Linked DNA regions of Mus musculus: region 2 is linked to region 1. Evidence: chromatin loops called from intact Hi-C (ENCODE). Cell type or tissue: left cerebral cortex. All regions are shown on one strand. Links, peaks and the distances in the headings refer to the core of each region. The heading gives the core; the rest is flanking DNA.

Region 1 (5,373 bases), core at 74-5,073:
CCTTGTAGGGGATATTTTGGGTTAACCTTTTAAAATTATGGAGCTAAAGCTATCAGCAGCAGTGAGGAGACACATCCTGGAACTGCCACCAATGGCCTGAGGACTTCTGGCCCTTAGGGACCTCCACTCAGGGAACACAGATTCTTGACTGCTCTGAAGAAAAGAATTCCAAGACAAGTTGGAATGAGCGTGTTTTGTGCATTTATTATGCATAAGTGATAGATAGTGCACAATTTAGATTTAAGTTCTTGTTTTTAGAAAGAGATACCTAAGAAAAGGACAAAATATATCCACATGTGGGTGTGGCCTTCTTAAAGAGTACCACTCAGGCGTCTTTACAATGGCTACATAATGTGACTTTATGGCGTCATTTCATTGCTCAGAGGATATTATTTACAACAAGGACTAACAATTAAGCAAAGCTTTAGAATTATGTAAAGAAATATGGGCTAGTTTGTTTATTTTCCCCATGTTATTTTTTTAAATAAATGAAATTGTTAAAGTAGCTTTCTATGGAATATTGTTTGAGCTTAGAGAGAGGAGCGCAGGCATGGTTAGACCCAAGGGTTAAGCAACCAGGCCCTGTGTAATCAGGCCCTGTGTAAGCAGTTTGTTGTTTGCCACATGGTTGTTTGGCATTTTAAAAAAATACTTGTTTGATATATTTTTAGGAAAACTAGCACAATCTCTGTAGGTAATTCTGGACTTTTCAGCTGTGTTAAGGTTGTTGTTGTTGTTTTGTGTTGACTTTCAGCTAGTGGGAAACAGAAGTATGTTCTAAGGGGGGGGGGCTTCTTTTATTTCTAGTGTCCCCTTAATTTGTCCTGCCTTTCTATCCTGTCTCACACCATATCCATTTTCACTCATGACTCAATTACATTTTAAAGTAGTGGTTTACAAGGGGCAAGCCTTCAAGGATCTGACAGTAGCTCAGAGGTAACATCCGTAAAGCCTCACGTGGCAACTTGTTAGAAACAGACCTCTGGGTCTCACCACTGAACTAAAACATCAAAACTTTGGTGGTGGTGGTGGGGAGTGGGGGCTGGAGAGATGGCTCAGTGGTTAAGAGCACTGACTGCTCTTCCAGAGGTCCTAAGTTCAATTCCCAGCAAGCATATTGTGGCTCACAACCATCTATAAGGGGATCCAATGCCTTCTTCCGGTGAGTTTGAAGACAGTGACAGTATACTCATTTAAAATAAAACTTTGCTAGGGGTTGAGGGTGGGGCAATTCATCTGTGATGGTTTGTATATCTTTGATACAGTGATTGGCACTATTAGGTGTGACCCTGTTGGAGTAGGTATGTCTCTGTGGGTGTGGGATTTAAGATCCTCATCCGAGCTGCTTGGAAGCCAGTATTCTGCTAGCAGCCTTCAGATGAAGATGTAGAACTCTCAGCTCTGCCTGCACCATGCCTGCCTAGATGCTGCCATGTCCTCACCTTGATGATACTGGACTGAATCTCTGAACCTGTAAACGAGCCCCAATTAAATGTTGTTCTTTATAAGACTTGCATTGGTCAAGGTATCTGTTCACAGCAGTAAAAACCTAACTAAGACATCATCAATCTACTGAGATCCACAACTAGACAATGTGCAGAGACAGAGATTTTGGACACTGAGGTAGTTCGAACAGGAATGGCTCTCCTAGACATGTGTGCACTTGGAGCAATTCTTGATCCAAGGGGAGTGCACTATTAGGAGGTGAGTCTTTGTTGGAGTAGATGAGGCCTTGTTGGAGGAAGTGTGCCACTTTGTGGGTGGGCTTTGAGGTCTCATATACCCTAGCTATGCCCAGTATGACACACAGTCTCCTTTTGTTGCCTTCAGATCAAGATGTAGAACTCTCTGTTACATCTCCAGCACCATGTCTGCCTGTATATTTCCATGTTTCCTGCCATGATGATAAAGGATGAAACCTGTAAACTGTAAGCCAGCCCCAATTAAATATTTCTCTTTATAAGAGTTGCTGTAGTCATGGTGTCTCTTCATAGAAAATCCTAACTAACACAGACACTGAGTCCTAAATAGGATGCCTTCATCAAACCCTTCCCCTCTGTGGTCAGGGAGCTAGGCAGAAGAGAAGACAGACAGAATCTAAGGGCAGACCCCTCTTAGATGGATGATTCTAAGGAACCAGTGTCTTCCAGACATAATACAACTGATGCACATGTGAGTGACCTCCCAGAGATGGTGGCAGCATGCACAGAGCCTGCACAGGTCCAAGCCACAGGGGAGCCAACCCTGAATGGGGAAGTGGGCACTGGCATTAGTACCTAACAAGAAGTTACTTGTATTTGATAGCAGCTTGCAAATGAAAAGTTAAATTTCATTTCACACTTAAGGTTAGGCCCCATGCCCAGCAATAGATGGCTAACACAAAACAGACTCAAGGGTATTTTTGTAGACTTTTTAGTCTCATATTGCTTAGTTTGGACATGTTAGCCTTACTGGTCTTTTGCCTGTATATTATGGTTTTTAATCTTGTGGGTTTTTTTTTTTTTTTTTGGTAGAAGTAATTTTTTTAAAGAATTTATTTATTGATTGTATGTATATGAGTACACTGTCGCTGTCTTCAGATACACCAGAAGAGGGCATCGGATCCCATTAGAGATGGTTGTGAGCCACCACGTGGTTGCTGGGAATTGAACTCAGGACCTCTGGAAGAGCAGTGAATGTTCTTAACCGCTCAGCCATCTCTCCAGCCCTAATCTTGTGTTTTGATGGGTAGTTTTTCTGTTTTTTTTCTTCATTCATTTATTTATTTTTTTAATTCTGTGTGTTTTGGGCTGGAGAGATGGCTCAGAGGTTAAAAGCACTGGGTGCTCTTCCAGAGGTTCTAAGTGTTCAATTGCCAACAACCACATGGTGGCTCATAACCATTTATAATGAGATCTGGTGCCCTCTTCTGGCATGTAGGCATACATGCAGGCAAAACACTAATATTTTATTGTTTATTATTATTAGTTGTAGTGGTAGGTTTTTTGTTTTTTTTTTTTGTTTGTTTGTTTGTTTTGTTTTTTGTTTTTTGACACATGGTTTTTCTGTGTAATAAGCCCTGGCTGTCCTGGACTCGCTTTGTAGACCAGACTGACCTCGAACTTAAGAGATCCACCTGCTTCTGTTTCCCAAGTGCTGGTATTAAAGGCATGGCACCACACCTGGCATAAATAAATAAGTCTTAAAAAAATACTGTGTGTTTTATTTAGAGAGAAAGGTCACGGAGTTGAGGAGGTGGGGAAGAGCTGAGACAAGTCGGGAAAGAAGAAACCACTACCAGATTATATCATATGAAACTTTTTAAAAATAAAAACAAGTCCAATAGACGATTCTGTAATGTTTGAAGATGACTTTAAAACTTATGTCTACTCTAACTGTTCCGTGTCTGTGCTAGCACTGTGTGTATAGGCTGTGAAAAAGAATCTCTGGAAAGGAGCTGTGTCCTCAAAGGCTCATTGATTTCAACGTCAATGATGTGAAGCCGTTGAAAGGTTGCATGCAGTTCCAGAGCCAAATTTTCCTAGAACATCTTCCGGTCCTTTAGTAGTTATTTAGTACTTGGCAACATCTTTTGTGACCCTTAGGTAAGACCTTTGGAAAGTATGAAGAGACCTCTAGGTTTTCTTGTGGTTGCAATCATCTTACAATATACTCACCAATGTATTTGTAAGTGTCCCGTTTTACTACTTTCTGTGTTGTTACTATAAAAGTTCATGCAATTGCTACCTCATGGGAACATGGTATTTGAGGAAGCTAAATCTGTGTTCCTGGGCTATGGCCAGTCATATCTGGGCTCCATCTCTTATTCCTTTAACGCGAGAGCTGTTTCTTTCATCGTCTCTTCAAAACAGCTCTTCACTAGGAACTTCCTTGGGATATTTTCATAAAACGATCATTTAAAAGGATGGTATTGTTCATCAGACACATAAACTATGTCTTTACAACTGTCATCAGAATGACAATTTAAGGACTCCAATGATAAAATGAGCATCTTCATAATGAATGGTTACTGTGTTTTGAGAGGCAGGGAAGGGAGGCACTTCGGTTAAGTCTCCTGATATTCACCGTTGTTACTGTATTAATAGCAGGGCTCTGTATTTTGGAGTAGAAAAAGCAGTCATTTTCCTCTGAATTGACCAAGAACGGTGGCAAAGTGATTCCGGGAAGAGGAGATGAGCTCACATTTTCCTGAGGAAGGGGTTTCTAGCTGAGACTCCTGCTCCTGCGCAGGTCAGCTCCCGTTGCCCCTCGCGCTCTCAGCTGGGGATAGAGCGCAGCTCACAGAGGCTGCGCGCGCAGCCCCGCCCGGTTCCACGAAGCAAGCCTCTTCTGCCCGGAGTCCCGCAGGAAGTCCCGCCCGCTCCGCCTGCCCAATCACGAGACCTCTTACCCGGATATGGTTTCTAGGTTCTGAGTGTAGCTGCGGGAGTGTGTGGCTGCTGCACGTGGGGCGCGGACCGAGGGTGAAGAAAAACAAGGGGGGCGGCAGCGGCGCGTGGCCAGCTCAGTGGTTCGTCCGCGCGTCTGCTGCACAGGGCCCGGTTCGGTTGGGTTTTGCGTGCAGAACAAATCTATGGTGCCTGTAGTGGCTAAGATTCCCGCCGCTGCTGCCTCCCGGTGCTTCCCGGGGTGATCTGTCACCAGGAGCAGTGTCGAAGACGCCGCTCACGGTGGGAACATGAATCTCCTACCTAAAAGCTCCAAGGAGTTTGGCTCTGCCGACTACTGGGAGAAGTTCTTCCAGCAGCGAGGGAAGACAGCTTTCGAGTGGTATGGGACCTATCTGGAGCTGTGCGAGGTGCTGCACAAATACATAAAGCCCAAGGAAAAGGTATGGCGTGCAGCCAGTCCCTTGTGGGGACTGAAGATAGCAATCCTAAGTTTAGGAGGCAGGAGGCAGGCAGGCGTGGGGACCCCACTCAGATCTATCATTTTAGGATTCTGCCCAGCATCTTGGCTAAGTGGCAACCTTAAAGATAGCCATTTAAAAGTAAAGATTTTCAGTTAAAACTTCATCCTTAACCCGTTTTGGAATAGTGGCTTCGTCAGTAGACTGAAAGGGTGTTGTGTCACTGTGCACACGTGTGGAATAGGTAGCGTCGTGGGACTTTATTGGTGTATATGTTTATTAAGTCACTGCCGAGTGCTCATCAAATTTCAGGCTTTGTGCCCAGCCCTCAAGCTACAGGAGCAGGAAGCCACAAACACAAGTTAAATTCCAAGTTAAATAGGTGTGGACGAGTTGGAGCTTCGGTAGGGAAGGAGACTTAAGGTCTGCTATGCTCGGGCCTTTTATCTCAACAAATTCAGGCGGGTAGTTGTGCACTTATTTTTTTCAAGTGACTGTTGGAGGCCATGCATGTAGTAGGTGGT
Region 2 (5,373 bases), core at 181-5,180, 72 kb after region 1:
TCCTGCATATGTGTCAATTTGACCATGTTTTGAGGAGACTACTGATGAGGGTCCATCTGTCAGATCTCAAATGAACAGAAGCCATTGAAGCAGGAGCCTAGAGGGCCTCTTCCGCAGTTGTTTGGATGCCTGGCAGTGCATGAGGAGCATGGGGTAGGGAGTCCATACCTTCTTACCAGCCCCCTAAGTCGAAGGAGAGAAAGGATGGTGTCAGTGTCACACAGAATGACTGCAGCTTGGACAGTCTGCCTGCTTAAATTTCTCATCGTGTTTAACAAGCTTGAAAAGGCCTCTGCAGTGAATCTGATTTTCAGACAGGGTCTAAAATCTGTGCAAAGGGAAGAAAAAGAAAAACCTTTGCAGAAAGAAGCAAAGAGCCCAAATAGATCCTAAGTAGTATTTGAGGCAGTAGTATTATTACCCAGCTATTAAATGGATAGCATGGCAAATGCTTACAATTTTGGTGCAGCTCTGCCTCATAAAAATTTATTAAATGTTGTGCTGAGCACTATGGGAAATAAACAAGATATGACTTTGTAATAATGTGGTGGATTTTTAAGAACATGAATCCCTAAACTCATATATCTGAGTCTGTGTTTTTTGGGAGAGTTTACATATTTTTTTCTAGGCATATTTTCATTACTGAAAATTTTTCTTTCAGGGAATGCTTTCATCCTGCAGCATATTTAAAATATATGTCTCTGTGTATATATATATATATATATATATATATATATATATATATATTTATTATTTATAGATTTAATTTTGGAAATAGCCAGGCTGTGTGTAACTAAGTCCTATAAACAAGGTAGGTGATCAAAATGGAGAAAATTCTGTTTATCTAAAGGGAAGTGTGACTGTGTTTCATGGAGTGTGGCTTTTTTGGGGGAGGCCACATCAGTTTTAAAAGTTCCTCTTGGTCTTTGGTGCTATTCTTTCATTAAGGTTATCTTTTAGATTGACCATGAAGTAAAATACATACTTATGTATCAGTGTTCTTATGGGCTTACTAAGTTCTTACACACAGAAGACAAAAAGAGTTTTGAATCTTTAGGAGTTACCAGGAAAGTAGTGATGACATAGATATGGGAGCCAGGGAGAGGAACCTACCATCCATCACTGGGGTTGGGACAGGGTTGAGATGACTGTATGATACATTCAAGACACTCGTCACTGAGCAGACATCCCTCCTCAGCTTTCATATATATTGGAAAGGTAGATATTAGCTTTCTGTGGGATTGTCCCATCTGCTTTTCCACTTTGTATTTCTGTTTCCTGTTTGTTTTACGTGGATTAGCTTATGAGTAGAAATCTACACCTCTGAAGGACCTTGGCTGTTTCTGCGTGGATTCAGAGTCTCTTGTCCCCATGTTACTGTGGAATAATCTGGAAAAGGGAAGTAAAGAAGAAAAGCAGTTGGCAAGAGTAATTCTGAACGGCTTCTTGAACTAAGTGAACAGGACGGATTAGAGGTTTCAAATAGCTGATATATTTTCTTTCTAATGCACAATAGCATATAGTCTTTTGCATTAGAGCTCAAAACACTTTGGACGTGGGCTAGTGTCCTCAGCTTATACAGCGTGTAGTGTAGTGGTGTACAGGAGGAACCCAGCAAGGACCATGTCTTCTTAGATGCTATCCATGACCCTCTGCAGAGGCAGTCATTGCTCCCTGGTTTCCATCACAGGTTCCTTTAAATACACCCTACATCTGCAGTAAGCTTGAATCGTATAACAAAATGCCATTGTCTGCATAACTTTAAAAGACACTTTTATCCAGTGTTCTCAGGGCTGGGAAGTTTAAGGTCAAGATGTCTGCTGATCTGTCCTGGTGAGGGCCATCTTTCTGCTTGGAAGATGGCTGCCATCTTGTTGTGTCTTTGTATGGCAGATGGGGCTGGGTCTCTGGTGTCTTTTATTACAGGAACACTAGCTCTTTCAAACTAGAGTTCCACCATTATGACTTTATTTAACCATAATCATTTCTTTATATCAAATACATTGACCTTGGAAGGATCTAGAATCACCATGGAAACAAACCTCTGGGCGTGTCTTTAGCTAGGTTAGTTAAGGTGGGACTACTCCACGTGTTGGGATTTCTGAGATTTCTGACTGCCTAGGAAGGACAAAGGTAGCTGATGATCAGCATCCGTTTAACTCTGCCTTCTGACTATAGATGCAATATGACCAGCCTCCACCCTCTTCTGCCACAGACGTCCCTGCCACCAGCTCCTCAGGGTCAGTGCGTAGAGGTTGCTGCAATAGTGGTCCAAAGTTTCCATCCCAAACCGGCAGCAAAGCATGGCTCTGTACTCCATGTGGTACTGGTTTTGCAGGCATGAAAAGTGAAAGACTGACTCAGCTATCATATAGCATATCCAGAGAGCCACCGAGCCTAGGAAACGTGGGGCAGGCTCAGACTTGGTTCACTGTTGTCCTAGAAGGGCAATAGTGCAATGGTGATGCCTAAGTGACAGTGAAGACCCCAGGGTGCTAGAGATGCAACACATTTTCCTATGTAGTCTCTAGTCTTTAGGTTACTTAAAGCCATTGGGCAATCATCAGATGGAAGATGTGCAGGACAAGTAAATATTGCGCACTAAATCCTGAGAGGTATCAGTATTCAAAATGCACAGGAAACAGGACCACGATAAGGAGGTGAAGAACCATGGCCATTTATCTTCGTGTCTCCATCTCCGGGCACAGACTCTTCTCAGTGTGCTAAATTTAACGGATCGAGTGCAGACTGCGTGGTTACAATGGACTCAACAGCCAATCTCTTTGTCCTGACCAGGAGCTAAAAGGACAGTTAGCTCAGGCAAGGAATTCTAAAAGCCAGAATGAGTATGGTAGGAGTAGGGAACAGAAAGGTTCAAGGAACTACACTTTAGCTTACAGAAGGTAGAGTAGGACAGGCTGGTAATGATGAGTACTTCAATAAGGTCAGGTAACCCAGTTTTCTAATGGGGATTGACTCTAAAAGGCCAGTTTATCTCTGCATCCCACAGCAATCTGGGGTTTTGGAGTAGGGGGTGAAATGTGAGATTTCCTTTTGGGAAATGTATTCTGGTGCGTACAGTGGTGGTGGTGCATGGTGAAGCTGATGTCAACGTGCTGTTAGCTGATGGTAGATGGTAGTGCTTTCCTCTAGGCTTCGTCTGTGTGGTTTAGCTCCTTCAAAAGGAACAACAATTCCTGTTGGGTGTGATTTTAGGCTTTTCCTTGACCAAGTGCAGTACTCTGCCCTTTAGCCTGGGCAGTGGCATCTGACTGAAGCTGGGAGGCAGTCCAACCGTAGGCCAGTAGGATTGGAAACTCTAGGGAGAAGCAGGGCGAGAGGCGTGGTGTGGGCGTGACCGTCTCAGGACCAGGCCACGCCTCCTTCGCCTCTCTGGGCTGCGCAAGCGCGTCGTGGGCTGTGAGCTGTCAGGATCCTAGCAGTGGGAGGCAGGGATCGGACATCGGTGCAGGGACTCCGCCGTGTGAGCCCCGCACAGCGACAACCGGGACAAGTGCTTCGAGGCCTGGGCTGCCTGCCAGGTCACACAGTCGAACAGGGACCTGTGGGGCAGTTGGCCGCACAGGCAAGATGGGGAACCGGGAGATGGAAGAGCTGATCCCTCTGGTGAACCGTCTGCAGGACGCTTTCTCGGCTCTGGGACAGAGCTGTCTGCTAGAGCTGCCACAGATCGCCGTGGTGGGCGGCCAGAGCGCCGGCAAGAGCTCAGTGCTCGAGAATTTCGTGGGCAGGTGAGCGCACCGGGAGCGCGGTGGGGGCGCGTCCGTGGGGGTGGGGGGAGCCCCGTGCTTCAGGCCGTTGGAACATGGAACGGTGTGGGGAGCCCCGAGGGTGGACTAGAGGCTGCAGCGGATTGGAGGCAGAGCACTAGTGTTTCTAGAGCGGGCGGGGTCCTCCTTGCTCTGAGCATCCTTCGCCCCAGCATTCTCTACCCGGTGGTGACCCCCTGTCTGCCTTTCATCCTGCCATACAAAGCCATTTCCTCCCCACCCTCGGTGGGGGAGTCGGGGTACGCCCTGGGATCCACTTCCCTCGCTGGCTTGGTGCGCGCCAGCCCCTGGCAGCCTGGAAGCGCAGCCTGGTGCTTTCCAGTCGCCAGTTCTCTTTCTCAACACCCCTCTCCTTTCCCTGTCACTCTCCTGGAAGCTCTCAGCCGGGATGTACCCCTCCTTCTTCGTCCACACCCCCCTCTCCCCCACCCCACCCCCCCGCCGCCCCGGCCCCCCATCCCCTGTCCCTGACTCTCATCTCAGCTGTTTACTGTTTGAAACAGTCATCGCCTGCCCGAGCAGGGGAGGCGGGGTGTGTGAACCCCGAAATCCCTGTGGTGAAGGCTTACACTGTTTGAAACAGTCATCGCCTGCCCGAGCAGGGGAGGCGGGGTGTGTGAACCCCGAAATCCCTGTGGTGAAGGCTTACACTGTTTGAAACAGTCATCGCCTGCCCCGAGCAGGGGAGGCGGGGTGTGTGAACCCCGAAATCCCTGTGGTGAAGGCTTACGGGGAGATGCTTGCCTACCATTCGCCTTGGGAGCTGAAGAATAAACGGTGGTGTGTTTATGAGTGTGCACCCATTCACTGCTCAGGCATGACTGAAAACCCGAGACCTCCAGGGATGACCGTGGACTTGCGATGTTCAGGTGCCTTGTCATTCCTGCACCATCTCAGAACTGACCAGCATCTCTCTTGCACTCTTTCTATGCCATGCGCCGCCTCCCCCCTCCCGCCCCCCACCAATCCTCTTGCATTCCTTAAGCTCTTGTTTATCCAGCGGGTCTTCAAGATAACATCCAGAATTCAAATTGTAGTTATAGCTTCATGTCTCACAATTTTAAACAACAACAAAGAGTTGTTATTGTTTTGAGTCAGAAATCAACGTTTTTTCCAGCAAACAATTCAGGAAGGATTGAGTTACCTTAATGGCCTTGTGTGAGGAGTGCATCCTGAAGGCTGGAATCTGTTTCCCAGTAGTAAACCAGGTAGAAGGTGCAGCAATGAAAACGGTGGGCTGGATGGGGCAATCTGAGATTACACTTTGTTCTTTTATTTGGCTGGTGAGCGGCTTGTGATGCAGAGGGTTCCTGCTGTGGTTCTCCATCTCCTTCTTCCTTTTTGTTATTGCTTGGCAATGTGTAAACTGTACTGCTGACTACTCCCACATTTTTGGGTGTGAGTGTTGCGAAGTGCGTTTCCCTTTTTCTCGAATGATGCTCCATCTCTCAGGAGATACTCTTCGTTTTTCTTGCTTCAATGTGAACTAGAAAGATAAGACCGTGTAATTGCTCGCAGTTGACAGCTACCCTTTCGTAGTTAGTTCCCTGGATCATTTCTCCTTGGTTTTATAATTAATTTT

What was found. Peaks named below come from ENCODE experiments on the same cell type or tissue, not always from the same donor. Only the 100,000 strongest peaks of a DNase experiment are listed, where the experiment ranks them.
Region 2: it touches region 1 in a loop (2.7-fold over the local background); 5 of 42 quality-filtered maps call a loop at or near these places.

The regions. Positions count from the first base shown.
Region 1 is chr1:162,547,562-162,552,934 of GRCm38, reverse strand. It overlaps Eef1aknmt (EEF1A lysine and N-terminal methyltransferase), which reads left to right and starts at 4,590. Exons shown (of 8, transcript NM_144877.1): 1 at 4,590-4,831. The coding sequence starts at 4,679. In left cerebral cortex, for the core only: a CTCF peak has its summit at 2,903 (motif pointing left); a DNase peak (open chromatin) is centred at 4,391; H3K4me3 peaks cover 1,430 bases; H3K27ac peaks cover 960 bases.
Region 2 is chr1:162,476,042-162,481,414 of GRCm38, reverse strand. Dnm3 (dynamin 3) reads left to right here and starts at 3,381. Exons shown (of 21, transcript NM_001038619.2): 1 at 3,381-3,752. The coding sequence starts at 3,592. Gm31985 (a long non-coding RNA gene) reads right to left here and starts at 4,749. Exons shown (of 3, transcript XR_373653.3): 1 at 4,540-4,749; 2 at 1,114-1,389; 3 at 1-183. In left cerebral cortex, for the core only: a CTCF peak has its summit at 3,276; DNase peaks (open chromatin) are centred at 3,388, 3,656, 4,580 and 5,127; H3K4me3 peaks cover 2,117 bases; H3K27ac peaks cover 788 bases.